2 separate regions of the Mus musculus genome follow, and region 2 is linked to region 1. The links are chromatin contacts, found by Hi-C or POLR2A ChIA-PET in ENCODE. All regions are on one chromosome and are shown on one strand. The core of a region is the stretch at or near the end of the contact, and the rest is flanking DNA. Distances in the headings are between cores, read along the strand shown.

What was found. Hi-C counts contacts between places; a loop is a spot of excess contacts on that map. ChIA-PET counts read pairs that join two places held with the same protein, here RNA polymerase II (POLR2A).
Region 2: a loop to region 1 is called in a map of heart, with 6 times the contacts of the local background. The contact joins the promoter of Nrde2 here to the promoter of Calm1 in region 1. A Hi-C loop is called at or near these places in 9 of 37 maps with a recorded cell type or tissue (gastrocnemius, heart and left cerebral cortex). POLR2A ChIA-PET finds 5 or more read pairs at or near these places in 4 of 5 experiments (Patski and embryonic stem cell).

Annotation. Positions count from the first base shown.
Region 1 is chr12:100,195,816-100,201,738 of GRCm38, forward strand. Calm1 (calmodulin 1) reads left to right here and starts at 3,620. Exons shown (of 6, transcript NM_009790.5): 1 at 3,620-3,901. The coding sequence starts at 3,899.
Region 2 is chr12:100,156,024-100,161,946 of GRCm38, forward strand. It overlaps Nrde2 (nrde-2 necessary for RNA interference, domain containing), which reads right to left and starts at 3,630. Exons shown (of 14, transcript NM_001290303.1): 1 at 3,517-3,630. The coding sequence starts at 3,580.

The DNA of each region.
Region 1 (5,923 bases), core at 2,370-4,869:
CTCCTAGGCAGGAGCTCAAGGCAGAAGCCAAAGGATGCACGCTGGTTACCAGTGTGCTTCCTCACCCCAGCCAGCTTAGTGCTTAGCTAAGGTTCCTAGGTGGCCCAGGCCCACCTGCCTAGGGATGGCACCACCCATAGCAGGCTGAAACCCTCCTGCATCAACCACAAATTAAGAAAATGCCTCACAGAGACGGCCACATATCAGTCTGATTTGGGCAGTTCTTCAGTTGAAGTTCTCTCTTCCCAGGTGACTCTAAGTTTGAATCAAGTGGAAGGATGAAATTAACTATGACATCACCCTTTGGCTCATGCTCACGGATAGGCATCGTTTTTCGTTCAGTTGTTTTAACTGAAAGCATAAAACTAAGATCTTATCCCGTTGGACATTTTACTCTCTCAAAGCATGCACTGGGTTCCTATGTCTCTATAACCAACAGCTGCTTGTGACTTAAGAGTTCAGTTGGTCAAAGCATAGAGATAATGAGGTCCAAGACGAGCCAGTTATTTCTCTGTGTCCTGGCTCCCTATCGCTGACTCCATTGTGTTGTGTTGTATATGGCTTTGGGGAAGGTATGGAAACATTTGGAACTTTAAGCTGGAAAACCTGTTAAGCCCTCAGTATTTAGTGGACTTTTCTCTAAGAACTTGGAAGACAAGATGACTGAAATAAATGTAGATGATGGAGGCCTGGCCTGGAAAGGTCCAGAGGGAACTGTGCCACTCAGAGATGTTACCAGGGTCGTTCATGCGATATATTTGAATTAAGACCCTTTGGAAGGGCTAGAGAGATGGCTCAGCAGTACTTGCTCTCGTAGAGGAACCTGGGTTCGATTCTGGGAACCCGCATGGTGGCTCACACCCATCTATAACCTCAATTACAGGGAATCCAACAGACCTGGGACACACATATGCATATAAAGTACAATAAATAAATCTAAAACTTTAAAAAAGGGTCTGTGGAAGTGAAGTCTTTGCTTCACTTGGACAATGAGTACTGCTCATGTAGGACAGAAAAATCAGCTGTGATTATAGAAGACACCCGGCTTGCTGAGGTAAAAGCCTTCTGGAAGTAATTCCTTCGTGTCAGCACACAGAAGCTGTGGTCCAGAGGGGCCAAGGCTGCGCCACAAGCTGGCAGCTGAGCTTGGCAATGCTTACGAGCCTCCCACGTGGTACTGGTTTGAGCAGCGTGAAAGCTGGATTGTTACTGAGAGGACCTGAGGCTTGGCACAGGGTGGTCGAGATTCCTGGCCCAGGGCTGCATTCTTCTTCCTTCTCTTCTATCTAGCATGATTTAATTTAAATAATTTCACATAGAACTACTTTCTTTAAATATCACAGAATGTTCCATAGGCTTTTGGGTTCTTAGTATATTATGGCATTTTTATGTGGCTTTTAAAAATCGCTGACCTCTTCATAAATTAAGACATTAATTCACTGGGACACGAACATTCAGTGGACCTATGTTGTCAGACAGAAAACCTGACGTATGAAGTAGTCAAGTCTCTAACATTGTATCTTTAAATTTTCAGATACTGATTTCACTAATATACAATCTAATATTAGAGCCCTGAGCAAAGGCTCACGCTCTAGTTTATGCCCAATCACCGCCTCACAGGAAGATCCTGGGCAAGTCACTTGACCTTCTTATATTTCAGTGTGTGAAACTAGCCATAAAACTGTGCAAAGCATGACCTCATTACAAACCCACTACACTTGAAAGCTAAGACGCGCTTTGATATGTTAAAGAATTCCAAAAGAGCACTCATTTGTAAAATATAAACAAACAGAAAATTGTTCTATGATGATTAAGATAATCCTAAGGTGAATAGCACTTAGCAAGTAAAGTCATGAAAAGGTTTCAGAGCACTTTATTCAGTGAATTTGTTAAATGACACAGGAAAGTATTGGACAGGTTTTGCAAAACCATAGATTGTAGCTATGTAACCAAAATAACTATAAGGGATGGAAGACTACCAGAAACAAAAGGACCCCAGTAATTAAACATATTTTCATTTTTAGGACATCATTTCTCCCTTGTCACTGCATACCAAATGTTAAAATGCACTTAGCTAACTTCCTTAGGAAGTCTGACAAAAAAAAAAAATCCAAATTCCTTTAGTAATCATTAGTTATAATAATGAGCTTGGCTATGTAGACCTGTAATTCATTGGATTATTGACTATGCTTTAAACTGAATTTTTATTAGTCTCTTTTCTGTGAACATAGGGATATTATGTGTCTGACTGTGAATGGTTTTTAAACCATTTGCAAGAGGGCCAGCAGTACCCTTGGGGGGGGGGGGCTGCCTGCTACAGCTTCTCCTTAAACAGCAGGTTAACCCTTTCTGTAGCATTCTAGGAAGAACAAATTGAAGCGCAGTCCCACAGCTGCTGACATACTGTCTGAGGTGATCCTAAGAAGTCCTCTGGCGTTTGCAATGTTCAGGGACATTTTTGAATCTTTTAAAACACCTATCTGCAAACTTTGACAAAGCCAGAAAAGAAAGGTAACTAGTCTTTCCAGAGAGGAGCATGCTAATCACACATTTTGCCACAATTTCTGAAAGAAGAAACAACCTGCAGCTTGTCCTGGCCTTGCAAACAAAAGATCAAATTCTGCGCTTTGTCTTGGCAAGAAACGAAACTGCAGCATTTTGTTAAGATTTTCTTCTTCTTCTTTTAAGTTCCAGGCTCCAAACTAAGACCTGAAACAGTTTTTGGTCGTCCCTGTCCCCACCCCCACCCTAGTTTACAGAAGAACAAAGAATAGTAAATTTAAAGGTTAAAACATTATTTAAGGACTATAATTAAGATTGTAATTAAGATAGTGGAGCACCCTACTAGAATCAATTGGCTGCACAAGTTCCAGCTGTAATCAGAGTGATCCTGTGTATCTTTCCCCTTCTTTGTATATATCAATTTATGAATTTCCAGGACCAGGACAATTAGGAAAAACTCAAAAGCGTGGGCTCTGAGGGCGACATAAGCCGCTCACTACGTTAATTTTGGAAGCAGGCCTAATAGAATTTGCCACAGGAAATAAGGAACAAACCTAGCAAGGGACAACTCTTCAAGCATCTTTAAAATTTTAGTAGGTATGTAAAAACACGAAAACTAGACTGGTTGAGCGTGTCAACACCACACAGACCTAGCAACTGAGCTTCTAACTGTGCCTCGGACAGTTCTCCAAAATGAGAAAAGTAACATTATCTGACCAATTTCTTCCCCAAGGCCAACCACCGTGTCCTCAACACAGTCCTCTCGCCTCTACAGCTAAGGTTGGATTCCGCCTCCCCGCGGCTGTCCTCAGCCCCTAGATCTCCTCCAGGTCCTCCCCTGTGGGGGACCCAGGATTGGTGGCTCTGCAACCTCGAAGCCACCAGGAGTGGTGGGAGGGGGGACACACAGGTGAAGTGGGGCTGAGTGACGGACACGCGCCTGGAAGCCCGGGACGGCCCCCCAGATTTCGCTACGCAGGCATTCCAGCTCTAGAGGACTCTTGCAGCAACAGACCAGCACCCTCGCTCAGGTCTCCGACTCCCCAGTGACCCCTGCCCGCGTAATGGGCCCGCCGCGCCGGGCGCGCCTGGGGGGCGGAGCCTTGCGGTGAGGTCCGGCTGCCGCAGCGCCGCCCTGCGCGAGGCGGTACTGCCGCGGCGGAGGGATACCGCGCACCGTATATATATCGCGGCACACAGGCTCGCGCTACGGCAGTGGTGCTGGGAGTCTCGTGTCCGTGGTGCCGTTACTCGAAGTCGGGCGGCGGCTGAGGCTCAGCGCACAACGCAGGTAGCGCGTTAGCAGCAGCAGAAGCGGAGGCACCTCGGCGGTCACAGCCCCTGCGCTGGTGCAGCCACCCTCGCCTGCTCCGTTCTTCCTTCCTTCGCTCGCACCATGGTAGGTTGGGATCGGCAGTGGCAGACGTAGCAGCTGCCCGAGCTTTCTGAACAGATTTGTAGTTGAGTCTTGGGGTCTCCCCCTTTTCCTGGTTGAGGTTACCCCCTACCCCATTTTGCCAGGTGTTACGCAGCAGCTGCAGTGAAAGGGGATGTATTTTCGGGTTTGCATCTCCGCTCTGGCTGCCAGAGAACCTCCTCTGAGTTTTGGGCGCCTCTGGGGCTGGACTCTACAGTGGGCTGTGCGCGGGCTGGAGCCGCTGCCACAGCTGCACCGGGGCCTTCCGCATCCACCCCCTCCGCCAGCCCCGCACCCACTGCATCCAACGCGCCGCACCCGGGCTGCCTGCAGCGCAGCGCCTCGGCCGGGGCCAGCGGGGCGGGGGAGCCGGGCGGGGCAGGCCGCGACGTCCCGGTAGTCAGTCCCCGACCGCGGAGAATGAATGGGTCGCGGCGAGCCGGGAGACGTACAGGGCTTGGACCGCGGCCTCGGGGTGTCCTCAGCCACCTTCAGACCCCCTGACCAGCCCAGTCGGGAGTCCCCCCTCGCTTGCGGTCCCCTCCTTCCTCCCGGGGGGCGCGGCGCGGGCGTGAGCTGGGAAGGAAGGAGCCGGGGAAGGGTGGGGTTGGGGGCAGGAAGGCGAAGGCTGGGGGGCGGAGAGGGCGGAAGCGGCCGCCCTGCGCCCGGGCGGGGCCCCGCAGGGTGGCCGCGCGCGTGGCTGGGCCGTGCGACCTCGGTCCCCCTCCCGGTGCCGCGCGAGACGGGCGCGATCGCTCGTGTCCGCGGGGAGGCCCCTTCCCGCGGGAGGTGCTCGGCTCGCGCTAATTGGGGCGGCAGGGCGGGGGAGGAGAGAGTTGGCGCGCTCCTCGGTTTCCATTAGAGACGCAAAGTTTCTGCTGGGGAGGAGGCGGCGGCAGGCTCAGTGCCTGGGGGAGCAGGAGCGGTGGGAGGTGCTGGAGATAGGCAGCACCACGGTCCTGGGGCCCCTTTGGGTCTTCACCCTAGTGCGGCCCCTCGCCCGGCATGCCCCTTGTCTCTCGCTGCTCCCTGGGCGGCAGGGAGATGCCCATCTGTACGTTTCCGCTTTCTCTGCCGCCTCTGGATTGCCAGATGCGAATATGTGGTTGGCCGTGTGCGTGTGCCGTAGCCCCCTTCTCCCTCGCCAGGCAGAGCTGACATCACCAGCAGCACCTTCAGCCCTGGCAAGGTGGCTAGGTCGTTCTCGGCAGGTTCTGGAACGCCTTTGACCCAAAGCCAGAATGACTTGGGGTTGAGGTGGGGGAGTCGTTGTCCCGAAGGTAGATGCACTTGACAGGCCTCTAGTCAGAGAATTTTCCCGAGGAGGTGGAACTCCTCTCCTTGGTGAGCTGGTTTCTCCTACGAGGTGTGACAGTGCTTCCTGTCGTGCAAGACTGACATGGCGAGCATTACATAAATCGTGTCTCCATTTGCCTTAAAAGTAGCTTCCAGTAATGGATAGAAGGGAAGACCCACTTAGAATTTAAAAAGTAGAAGTTCGTTCTCTCCCAAATCGATAATTAACTGAGTTGCCACGGAAAAGAAATGAGCTCCAGTGCCATCGGATTTCTCTTGGGGTTTATTTTGTAACTGGCTTTATTAAAGCATATATTCTCCTGGCTAGAGGCACAGGTTCAGAGGTGCAAAAACTAAATATTAATGCAAATGAAAACCACCTTTGTGGCCATTTAGTACCTAGAACATGGAAATACCGAGTATTGGCATTAAAGCAGAGTCCCTGTCAATCTTAAGGTGGGCAGGATTAATACCAGGAAATGATAATAGTTACTCCTGTACACGAGGAAAGGGGTAACGTATCGCCTCATAATTGTGGTGGTTTCTGTGTGCTTCATTTTTGCAGTTTTGTAACAGTCCTAGGATTCAGTCTTTCTCTAGCTTTAGAATCATAGGATAATTTGACTGAAAGGTATTAGCCATTGTAAATGGTAGGCTTTTAGCAAATAACTGCCTAATTTAAATGATTGGAAAGCATTTATTATACTG
Region 2 (5,923 bases), core at 2,380-4,879, 40 kb before region 1:
GCGTCCGCTCATATGATGCTTATACTTGATCATATCCTTGCCTGTCAGATGACACACCTGAGATGTGAGATTCAATTTTTAGTGACACAGAATCCTGGACAGAAATATCTAACATTAAATGACATTTTATTCATCAGATTGCTAAGTCCTTTTCTTTTTCTTTTTTCTTTTTTGCTTTGATATTAGTTTGAAGTTACAAATGCTTGTGAGCTGCCATGTGGGTGTGCTAGGAATTGAACCTGGGTCCTCTGGAAGAGCAATCAGTGCTTTTAACTGATGAACCATCTCTCCAGGCTACCAAGTCCCTTTCAGTGGTTACTTACAACCTCCTAACTTAGAGAGCCTGACAGAAATCAAGTCTGTACTTATTACCACTAAGCAGGGTGCTGTGTGTGTGTGTGTGTGTGTGTGCACTTACATCACTAAGGAGGGTGTAGTACATATGTACTTTCATCACTATGCAGGGTGTCATATATTATATGTGTACTCGAATCACTAAGCAGGTAGACTATACTACAGAAAGGAACAGCAGGAAAGCAAGCAGCTGGAGCCTGAGAGGGATCTGGAAGACCCAACCTCTGGGGATCAGCACAGAAATCTCAGGTTAGCAACTGCTGAGAGCCTGGCACCGTACTTCACACACCCATGCATATGAGAAAGGAAAAGAGGGAAATAACCTCCTCAACGCCACGTCACGTGCTGCCCACCCACTGCCGGGATATAGAGCACCTACACACACCTTCAGAGAAATCTGACAGAGGTAAGCTAACAGCCCATCACCGAGGACTCACTGACATACCTCTGTGGTGAGCTTACTAAGACACTTTACTAACCCTCCATCTCCACTGAAAAGGCCTGCGTTCAGTTCCACCAAAGGCAGAGGGGCAAGCCAGCATGAATAAGCTTCTAAACTAGGTAACTTTATAAGTGGGTATCACATCCAAGTTCAATATCCATTTCTGTACCTTGTCCTAACAATGTAGCCCTGGCTTCTAGTCTGTTTAAGTGAACTCAGAGATGAGGGGCCACTCCTCCAGGGGTAAATCATTCAAACAGCATTTCCAAGGCTGATGGTAAAAATGAGTTAGCAATCACATTAATGAAGATATTTGTTCTCTTGAGAATAAGCCGTTCATTTTGATTAGGACTGCCATTTTCTGATTGCTGGAAGCTCGAACTCACTTGTACAAAAAGCACCAGCAAACACAGGTAAGAATGGCATTCAAGGTGTCGACGTTTTCCTGGGAGTTGATCTACCCCATGAAGCAGCCCAGGAACTGCGAAGATGTTTAAATCACAAGATTCCCAACCCTGTCATAAAAAATTATAATGCAAGTTCTAGAGTCAGAAGAAACTCTTTGAGTCTCTTTTGCTCATTCAAGGTGATTACACACTGGAGGCTAATCTGGGTCCCAGTGAGACCCTGTCACAAGAATATAAAAAACATCACTGCAAAATTATCAGATGAAGGTGTAATGGCATGGTTGGAAAGACGGGTCAGTGATTAAGCACACTGGTTGTTCTTCAAAGGACCAAGGTTTGATTTCCAGCATCTACATGGAGGCTCACAACCATCTTAACTCTAATCCCAGGGGATCTGATGCCCAACACGGACCCCCTTAATATCACTGAAATCAAAGATTGGACCCTCCTGATAGGACTTAATATTTGTGCAGCACTCCAAACAAGCTACCCTCAACAACAAAAAGTATATAGCTAGATCTTATCGGCTCTTTAAATCTAATTATCAGTTCCCAGGAAATAATGGGATGGATAAATAAAGGAGCAAGTTACAGGAAGATTTAGCGGGAAACATCTTCAGGATGGATAACCAGCTTCCTCAACAAATATATCACCTGAGAAAATACAAGAGCAGAGAAACTGTTTCATACTCAAGGGGACCTACGGGTACATGCAGAAAATGCAGTGTGCCTGGACATGGGAGCACTTGCCTTTAATCCCAACACTAGGAAGGCAGATCTCTGTGGGTTTCTGGCCAACTCTCTGTCTTAGTCAGGGTCTCTAGTCCTGCACAGACATGACCGAGAAGCAAGCTGGGAAGGAAAGGGTTTATTCAGCTTACACTTCCACACTGCTGTTCATCACCAAGGAAGTCAGGACTGGAACTCAAGCAGGTCAGGAAGCAGGAGCTGATGCAGAGGCCATGGAGGGATGTTTCTTACTGGCTTGCTCAGCTTGCTCTCTTATAGAACTCAAGACTACCAGCCCAGGGATGGCACCACCCACAATGGATCCTCCCACCCTTGATCACTAACTGAGAAAATGCCTTACAGCTGGATCTCATGGAGGCCTTTCCTCAAGGGAGGCTCCATTCTCTGTGATAACTCCAGCTTGTGTCAAGTTGACACACAAAACCAGCCAGTACACCCCCTCTCTCAGAGAGAGAGAGAGAGAGAAGACAGAGAGAAAAGGAAGACAGAGAGAAAGAAGAGAGAGAAAGGAGAGAGAGAGAGAATTCTGACTTCTTTTGGATCCCTATAAGCAAACCAACCGTAAAGAAAGCTGAACAGTAACTCATAGTTAAATAATATATAGTTAATTTTCTTAACTATATTTTGTTTTGGTTTGGTCTTTTTTGAGATTAGGGTCTCTCTATGTTGTGGCCCAGGCTGTCCAAGAATTCACTACGTAGATCAAGCTGAGCTTGAATTCAGAGATCCACCTGCCTCTGCCTCCCAAGTGCTGAAATTAATGGTGTATGCCACCACTGCCAGCCCTTCAACTTGACCGTACACTTTCAGTATTAGATGTATTTTCTGCATTTACCTGCCATGGTTAACTTCATTATAGCTGACACTTGTCTTAGCATTTAAAATACGCACCCAGTTCTCTAATCCCATGCTTCTCTTCCACAGCCCCTTGAAGGTCCCTGAATTCTTATCTATACAAATCATATCCTCTTGAAGACCATTCCAAAATTCTGAACGTTTCATTTTTATGGTTGACTGTGGCTCATCTATGACATTTGTAGCATACTACCTTATACTGATTTGTTGCTGTTGTTACTTAGTTTCGTTCATGCAACAGGTTGCATTATCAATCCTGACACACTTATTGAATACGTCTATATTTTGGGCCTGTGTTTCTAATAAGTGTGCTACAATGAATAGACAGTCTCGGAATTTGTTGACGGTTACAATTTAGTAAGGAAAAATCAGAATTACGCCAACCACAATTGCAAGTATTTTAAGAGGGTTTCTTTTGCAATGGAGTTGTATCATTGCAGCTTCTAGGAGAATGAAGTCCAAAAATACGGTAATGTTAGCGCCAGACATCATCGTAGGCTTAGTTTCCCCTCCGCTTACTTGACCACCGTAGCGCCTGAAAGAGCCTCTGGCCCTACACTTCAGACAAGACCCAGAAGGCTTTGCAGCGCCGCGGAGAACTCTGGGATACAGGTGGATAAACAAAGCAAAGAAAAAAGGCCATGACCCAGGCCCGAAAATCTGCCATTAATTTAATGGATGTCTTTTTCGACTCTTTTGGGGTGCTTACCTTTCCTGAATGCCCCATCACCGGAGGCCTCACTTACGTCCGCAAAAGCCGGGAACAGCGCCATGATCACAGGCCGCACTACCACTCCTGCCTCAGAAATGGCGCCGTCTGGAGAGCTCTGGTTGGAGGACGGTGACTCGCGAGGCACTCTGGGAAATGTAGTTCTTCCTGCACTCTTTAAGGCTTAACTCCTGGGCAAGGCGGTGCGGAGACCCAAAGGGTAGAGAGGGGAGGAGGGAAGAGGGTGAGATTGAGGAAGAACAGTTTCCTTGTAGTTAGTGCCCTCCGGCTTCACTGAACAATGGACAAGCAGGAACCGGAAGAGGAAGTTGGGAGGGGGGAAGGTGTGGAAACTGGAATTCAGCTCCTCTGGTAAAAGCACATTGCCTCCTTTAAACTGGATCAAAGTAATCAAATTCTGTAAGATTCATTTTCCTCCTCTGCAAGATTGTGTGTGTGAGTGTATGTATACGTACACATATACATGTACAAATTGCAATTGTTTCACCCATAAGAAGCATTTAAAAGGTGGCTTTAAACTGGGTGTGGGGGCAAACCCCTTTTAAGTCCCAACACTCAGTGGTAGAGGCAAGTGGATCTCTGTGAGTTCGACACCAGCTGGTCTACATAGTAATTTCCATGAGAGTCAGAACTGTATAGAGACGATGTCTCAAAAAAAGCCAATAAAAAGAAAGAAAAGAAATGAAAAATTAGCTTCTATGTGAGATGTGACAAGTTCCACGGCAAAATGTAAGTGATCCAAATATAAGTTGTCATTTTAAATACCCTAGGAATACAGAAGAGTACAAAGTCCCAATAAGATAAAGGTCTTTGACAATAAATGCATATACTTACCTATAAAGTATTTTTGAGATTCCCCTACCAAAAAAAAAAAAAAGGTTGGGTGCAGGAGCCAATGAAATGGCTTAAATAATAAAGGTACTACCAAGCAAGCATGGATACCTGAGTTTCATCCAGGCTCCACAAAGTTGTCTTCTGACCTCCAAGTGCACAGGGCACCACAATAAAATAAAGTTTAGAAAAAAAAAAAAGCTAAACCCAGAGATGTGACTAATCATCTAAACAAAGGAATGGATGGAAACCTATCCAAGCAGCTCCGTGTACCATGTAAACTGTGTGTACCATGTAAACTGTGTGTGTCCAAAATAAATGTCCAAGTTTTCAGGTCCCTAAAAGTACTTGGAAAAAGGAGGCCAGTAGAATCCACTTGTCTTCAACTGTAAATCTCAAGTTCCGCCAAACCTGACAGGAAGTTATCTCAGTTGATTAAATCAATATCTGCATCAGGGCACGATGATGCTCACCTTTAATCTCAGCACTCTGGAGTCAGAGGCACTGGCACTCACTCTGTGAGTTTGAGGCCAGTCTGATCAACAAAGCAAGTTTCAGGACAGCCAGGGCTACACTGAGAAATCCTGTCTGTCTTAGTTAGGGTTTTACTGCTTTGAACAGACACCATGACCAAAGCAAGTCTTATAAAAAACAACATTTAATTGGGGCTGGCTTACAGGTTTAGAGGTTCAGTCCATTATCATCAAGGTGAGAGCATGGCAGTATCCAGGCAGGCATGGCACAGGAGGAGCTGAGAGTTCTATGCCTTCATCCAAAGGCTGCTAGTGGAAGACTGACTTCCAGCAACTAGGGTGAGGATCTTATGCCCACACCCACAGTGACACACCCATTCCAACCAGGTCAAACCTATTCCAACAAGGCCACACCTTCAGATGGTGCCACTCCCTGGTCCAAGGATATACAAACTATCACACTGTCTCAAAACAAAACAGAAAACAAAACTAACTAAAATGGTTACAGTCTTTCCCCAATGTTTCATCTCTTTCTATTCCAGAAAAATAAGAATTAAATGTGAAAGGCTTCAAAAAAATTTTGAAAGCCATGATAATGTATTGATAACAAGGAATCTTGCTGTAGTGGATATTTGTGTATTTACAAACATGTAAGAGACTTTTCGTAAGCAATTCATAAGGACAACTTAATATATAATCAAGTTACTGATACAGATTTCTAAAGTTTTGTTTTCTGGGAGGATTTTTACTTTTTTAAAATTTGTGTGTGTGTACGTGTGTGTGTGTCATTATGCTTATGTGGCAGGAGCTGATGGCCACTGAGACATCTCACCTGCCCTGTCTTTTGGTTTTAGTTTTGTTTTTGTTTTGGTTTTTTTTTTTTTTTGTTTTGTTTTTAGATAGATCTCAGTATGTAGTACAGGCTCAGACTCTTTATCCTCTTGCCTTTCTCTCAATTAAAACAAAACTTCACTTTTAGTGTAACATACGAGTAAATTTTGCAAAGGTTTAGCAGACACAGACATTTGTATGGAGTGTGTAGCTTTCACCCTAACAAATGTTGAAAAAACAGATTCTCTATG